2 separate regions of the Homo sapiens genome follow, and region 1 is linked to region 2. A link is an interaction called in ENCODE POLR2A ChIA-PET data of the cell type or tissue named here. Cell type or tissue: GM12878. All regions are shown on one strand. Each heading gives the region's core, and the rest is flanking DNA. Links, peaks and the distances in the headings are about the cores only. Region 1 overlaps CEP83-DT (CEP83 divergent transcript). Region 2 overlaps PLXNC1 (plexin C1).

Region 1 (2,926 bases), core at 124-2,623, 220 kb after region 2:
AGAATGTAGTTTAGCAAGTACAGTGCTGTCCTAATGTGAATATATGTGTGTACATATGTTAATATAAGTGTACAAAAATATCTGGAAGAAGGTCAGTCAAAATACAAGTGTTTTACATTTTGTCTTTTGGACTTTTTATCTGGTTGGTGTTTTTTGTAATTTATTATTTTACAAAAACAAAGTTGTGTTTTATGTTTTAATTAAAGCTGTGCCAGTGAAAAGGGAGCCAGTTGACTCTTGACCTTCACAAGTAGGTAACCATGATGAAGTAACTATGTCTGGGGATCTGAGTCTCAGCTTTTTTGTGTCTATAAATTTGATTATATTCATTTACCTATAGTTGGACAAGCTAACCTACCACCTGGACATCATAGTTTTGACTCCCCAAATTGGACTGGGTATCCATTCTATGTGTTCTCTGTGTGCCTGTCATGGTATTTGTCACACTGTACTGTAATTCCCTCTGTGCCAGTAGATTGTTTGCTCCTGCCATACATATACACATGCACATACATACTTTTTCTGCTATATGTTACACATTTCTTTTGATTTATTATTTGTCATCTACATTTGTATACAGAAGTTTTAATTTTCATTAGCCAAAATGCTAATGAAATCACATAGATATTAAAGGGATACTTGGAACAACTTTATGCCAATAAATTCAGTAACTTAAGCAAAATGGACAAATTCCTAAAAAAATAAATAAATAAATTACCAAAAATGACACAAAAGAAGGAAAAGAAAATCTAAATGTTTCAGTGTCTGTTAAAAAAATTGAATTTATAAGCAAAACACTTGCCACAAAGAAAACTCCGGGCAGATGACTGCACCAGTGAATTTTATCAGACATTTAAGGGGGACAAAGTACCAATCCTACACCATTTCAGGAAACAGAGCAGGGAGAAATACTTCTATACTCATTTTATGAGGCAAGCATAATCATGCCAAATTATTTTTCCTGATACCAAAATTTGACATTTTGCAAGAAAATTATAGACTGATAGTCCTCATGAATATATATATATATATAAATTCTTAAGTATTAGCAGATTGAACTTGCAATATAGAGGATTACATACCATGACCAAGGAGAGTGAACTTAACATTGAAAAATCAGTGTAATTCATCACATTAACAGAACAAAAGAGAAAAAAAATTGTTTCAATAAATGCAGAAAAAGGATTTGACAAAATTCAAAGCCCATTAATGTTTTAGAAAAAAAAAAAAAAACCAACTCTAAGCAGCCTAGGAATAGAAGGGAATTTCCTCAATGATTTGAAAAAGTTAATGGTGAAATATTAAATCATTTTCTCCTAAGATCAGGAATAACAAATGTAAGACAAGAATTTTCTGCTCTCACCGCTTCTATTTAGGAAATTGGAGGCCCTAATCAATGCAAAAAAGCAATAAGAAAAAGCGTAAAGACTGGGAAGACTCAGATATCCTGATTTCAGAACTTGCTATGAAGCTACAGTAATCAAGATAGTACTATACTCTTATAAAGATAGGAGTACAGATCAATGGAATATAATTGAGTCCAGAAATAAAGCCTTATATTTATGGTCAGATGACTTTCAGCAAAACACCAATACAACTCAATTGGAGAAAGAGTAGTCTTTTCAACAAATGGAACTGGTAAAACTGGATAGCCACATGAGGAAAAAAATTAAATTGGAACTCTACCTCACACCATTTATGACTATTAAGATGAACCAAAGATCCGAACACAAGAGCTAAAATTATAAAACTCTTAGAAAAAAATATAACTAAATCCTTATCACCTTGAATTAGGCAGTGGCTTCTTTGATGTGACAAAAAGCACAACCAAGGGAAAAATGAATGCATTAAAATTAAAACATCAAAATCAAAACCTTTATGCTTCAGGCTGGGCGCCATGGCTCATGCCTGTAATCCCAGCACTTTGGGAGGTCAAGGCAGGTGGATCACCTGAAGTCAGGAGTTCAAGACCAGCCTGGTCAACATGGCGAAACCCCGTCTCTACTAAAAATACAAAAATTAGCCAGGTATAATGGCGTGCACCTGTGATCCCAGCTACTCGGGAGGCTGAGGCAGGAGAATTGCTTGAACCCAGGAGGCAGAAGTTGCAGTGAGCCAAGATTGTGCCACTGTCCTCCAGCCTGGGTGACAGAGCAAGACTCCATCTCAAAAAAAAAAAAAAATGCTTCAAAGAACAGTATCAAGAAAGTGAACAGACAACCCACAGAATGGGAGAAAATATTCTGAAAATCATATATCTGGTAAGGGTGCACTGTTCAGAATATAAAGAACTCATAATTCAACAATAAAAATCCAATTTAAAAATGGACAAAGGATTTCAATAAACATCAAAGAAGATATACAAATGGCCATAAGCACATGAAAAGATGCTCAATGTAATTAGTCATTAGGGAAATACACATCAAAACCAGGTGATACCACTTCACTAGGATGGCTGTAATTTTTTTAACGAATGGACAAGAACAAGTGTTAGGACATGGAGAAATTGGAACCCTCATACTCTGGTGATGGGAATTAAAAATGTTGCCACTACTTTGGGAATAGTTTGGCAGTTCCTCAAGAGGTTAAACATAAGTTTACCATATGACCCAGCAATTTCACTCTTAGATATATACCTATGTAAATTGGAAAATACATTCACTCAAAAACTTGTGCACAAACGTTCATAGCAACATTATTCATAATGACCAAAAGTAGAAACAACACAAATGCCCATCAACTGGTGAATGAATGAACAGACTATGGTGTATCCATACAATGGAATACTATTCAGCCATTAAAAGGAATGAACTACTGATTCATGCTACAAATTGATGAACCTTAAACACATTATATGCTAAGTGAAAGCCACATTTTATATAATTCCATTTATATGAAATGTCAATAATGGGCAAATCCATAGGGA
Region 2 (2,926 bases), core at 226-2,725:
CCAAAGTGTTTCCTGTCTCTCTAAATAACATACCATTGGTAGGTTAGGAGTTTGATTTTGAAAATTCTTAGATTGAAGTCTCTTTATATAGATTAAACAGTAATCAAACAAAATTCTGTTTAGTGAAACCTTTTCAAGGTACAGCTCCTGATCTGATTATATGTGGCGATATGACACAAACAAAATTCAAATTCCATCAAAGAATCTGGGCATTTTCCTAGAATTAAAATAGGATCTGACCTGAATTTTTATATTTATGCATCTTGAAACCCATGAATTTGTGGCTGGTATCCTGAAAAGATTCCCAAAATTGTCCTGTATTTGAAATTAAAATTCATTAATTTGCTCTCAAACATAATTGGGTTTAATATTAAACATGAATAAATTGATAGCTTTGTTCATAAATGCAAAATGCCTGTGTGTTAGCTATGAAACCCTTATTGTTGCTTTTATTCCTTGCAGTGGTGGTCAAAATATAACCATGATGGGCAGAAATTTTGATGTAATTGACAACTTAATCATTTCACATGAATTAAAAGGAAACATAAATGTAAGTCTCCAGCTGCTTTGTAATAATAGTTGTTTTCAAGGATGGTTCTATTTTCATCACACTATGCTATGTTGGGGGTATTTTTTGTTTCTGTGACTTTGGTGTTATAAACTTTTACCTATGCTATCATATATTCTATCCATGCTAGAATGGAAATAATAAGACCTTATCCTTGTAGCTGAGTATTTCTAGTTGCAGCAATGAGGAAAGAGAAATGAACTTGGTACGATAAGACCTGACATTTTCTTTTTATGTGATTTGTGGCAAGTCACCCTAATGAGGCAATGCTTATGAATATGTGTGAAAATGCTCCGTGAATGGTTAAGGTGTGATATAAAGAATTGCATTTCTGTGAAGAGTAGGTGGTATTGTTCCCATTGCACAGAGAGAGTTGGGTTCACAGAGGTTAGATGACTTGCCAAGGTCCCAGAAATCTTGTCATGTGCTTCTCCTTCTCTTCGACCCAATTTGTTCCCTACCATCTGATGTCACCTTCTCTTACCTTTCGTCTCCCCACAGGAGAAATGGTAGGAGGGGTCTGGTTTCCACCTTTGCCCGATTCTCCCACTGGTGCCTCCAGATGGGGATCCTCTAGAGCAGGGGTGTCAACCTTTTGGCTTCCTGTGGCCACATTGGAAGAAGAATTGTCTTGGGCCACACATAAGATACACCAACACTAACGATAGCTAATGAGCTAAAAAATGGTTTGTGCATAATTTCCGTGATATCCACCACCACAGATAAGCAAAAAAGTCCTCACATTCAAAAGGCTGGACACGGCTGCTCTAGATGGAAGCTTCTGATGCCAAGAGGGGAGATGAGGGATTTCACATACAAGTCAGGCCTCCAAGTGTACTTGCACACACTTCTAAATATCCTTCCCCATTCTTTCTTCCCCTTTTTCCCTCTCCTTGATGAGATATGTGAGGTGGCTGCCTCTCTGGGGCCCTGCCTGACCACTTCCTGCCAAGGCTGACACACTCCCTCCTCAGGAGCAGTGTGGGTTCAGACCCAAATTCCGGGGGCCGCCTGATAGGCCGTCCTTACAGCCTTGTGGTGCACACATTCACCTGCTGACACAGTTCAGAGCCACTTCCAAGCCTCACACTGTATCTGACTCCAGGCCTCATCTCCATGGTGTGAACACCTCCAGTTGAATGGCTCGTATAGTTTGACCCTCTGAGCAGAGGCATTACCTGAGTTTGTCACGGACTTGCTCTCCCTCCTACTTGCTGTTCCCAAATCAAGTTGAATTTTTTGAGCACCTACTGCAGGCAAAACATTTTGCTGGGTGCAGGGACAAAAGATAAGTGAGATAGTCATATTGCCTTCATGGAGGCAGGCAGCAAATCTACATTGGGATTGAAAGTTGAGGCTGGGTGTGGTGGCTCACGATTATAATCCCAGCACTTTGGGAGGCCAAGGCGGGAAGACTGCTTGAGGCCAGGAGTTCGAGACCAGCCTAGGCAACATAGTGAGACCCCCATCTCTATAAAATAAAAATTAAAAAAGTTGACAGCACAGAGTATCATCAGGTTCTAGGTCCTCTGGTTCCCTAACTGTTCAGAAACCCTGTGAGTCCAAGAAGACACCATTTCTTTTCACATTAAAGAGAAATTAAACATGCATGGGATTAAGTACGCCTGCAGTATGGAGTGGGGTGGGTGGAAGCAGGGAGGTGAGTTCAGGTACAGAGGACAGAGTCCTCGCAGGCCCGTGCTGGGAACATCACTCAATCCTGCTTAGTGGGAACCTAGAGGGTGGGTCTGGAATGACCAAGAGCGATAGCTGTAAAACTGAGCTGGGGCCACAAAAAGCAGCGTCAGACTGAAAACTTTGCCCTTAATTCTGTAGGCAGCAGGGAGCCACTGAAGATCTCTGAGCAGGAAGTGACATAGGTCTAGGTACACTGGACTCACACTGGACCGAGACAATTAGTGACAATGAAAGCAGTCAGAAGGTTACCAATGGGAAAAGAGACTATGCAGAAAGCAGTAGACTAGGGAAAGGGGAGGATTCTGACCCAAAAGGCTTCGGTGTCCTGTCTTGAGTCCTGGGAAACCACGAGAAAAGAAGAGAGTGTCCAACCCCCAGCAGGGGCCAGCTCCTGAAGTGCTTGTTGCCGCTGAATCACTCTTTGTTGGGGAACCTCCTGCAGGGCGGTTATTATTTTGGCAATGGTGCACAGCTGAGTTTGGAGAGGCAGGAACTGAAGAAAGGCTGGGAGCCCAGTGAGGATGCTCATGCCAGTGCAGGTGTGTCTGAGACGTCCACAGTCTCTCTGGGCTGACAGTAGCTCCCTTTGGGCTGTGGTTAGCAGAGCAGGTCTCAAGTGCTGGGGCATCGTGAAGCTAGAGATGACCAGCTTGTCTTTAT

The links. Peaks named below come from ENCODE experiments on the same cell type or tissue, not always from the same donor. Only the 100,000 strongest peaks of a DNase experiment are listed, where the experiment ranks them.
Region 1: POLR2A ChIA-PET joins it to region 2 with 6 read pairs; 1 of 35 experiments calls an interaction of 5 or more read pairs at or near these places.

What each region holds. Positions count from the first base shown.
Region 1 is chr12:94,461,837-94,464,762 of GRCh38, forward strand. It overlaps CEP83-DT (CEP83 divergent transcript), which reads left to right. Exons shown (of 1, transcript NR_027035.1): 1 at 1-734. Among named protein-coding and RNA genes, the nearest start is that of CEP83-DT, 3.3 kb to the left of the region's middle. In GM12878, for the core only: no CTCF peak of the experiment used is centred there; no DNase peak of the experiment used is centred there.
Region 2 is chr12:94,243,476-94,246,401 of GRCh38, forward strand. It overlaps PLXNC1 (plexin C1), which reads left to right. Exons shown (of 31, transcript NM_005761.3): 12 at 463-550. Among named protein-coding and RNA genes, the nearest start is that of PLXNC1-AS1, 68 kb to the left of the region's middle. In GM12878, for the core only: no CTCF peak of the experiment used is centred there; a DNase peak (open chromatin) is centred at 1,548; H3K27ac peaks cover 1,239 bases.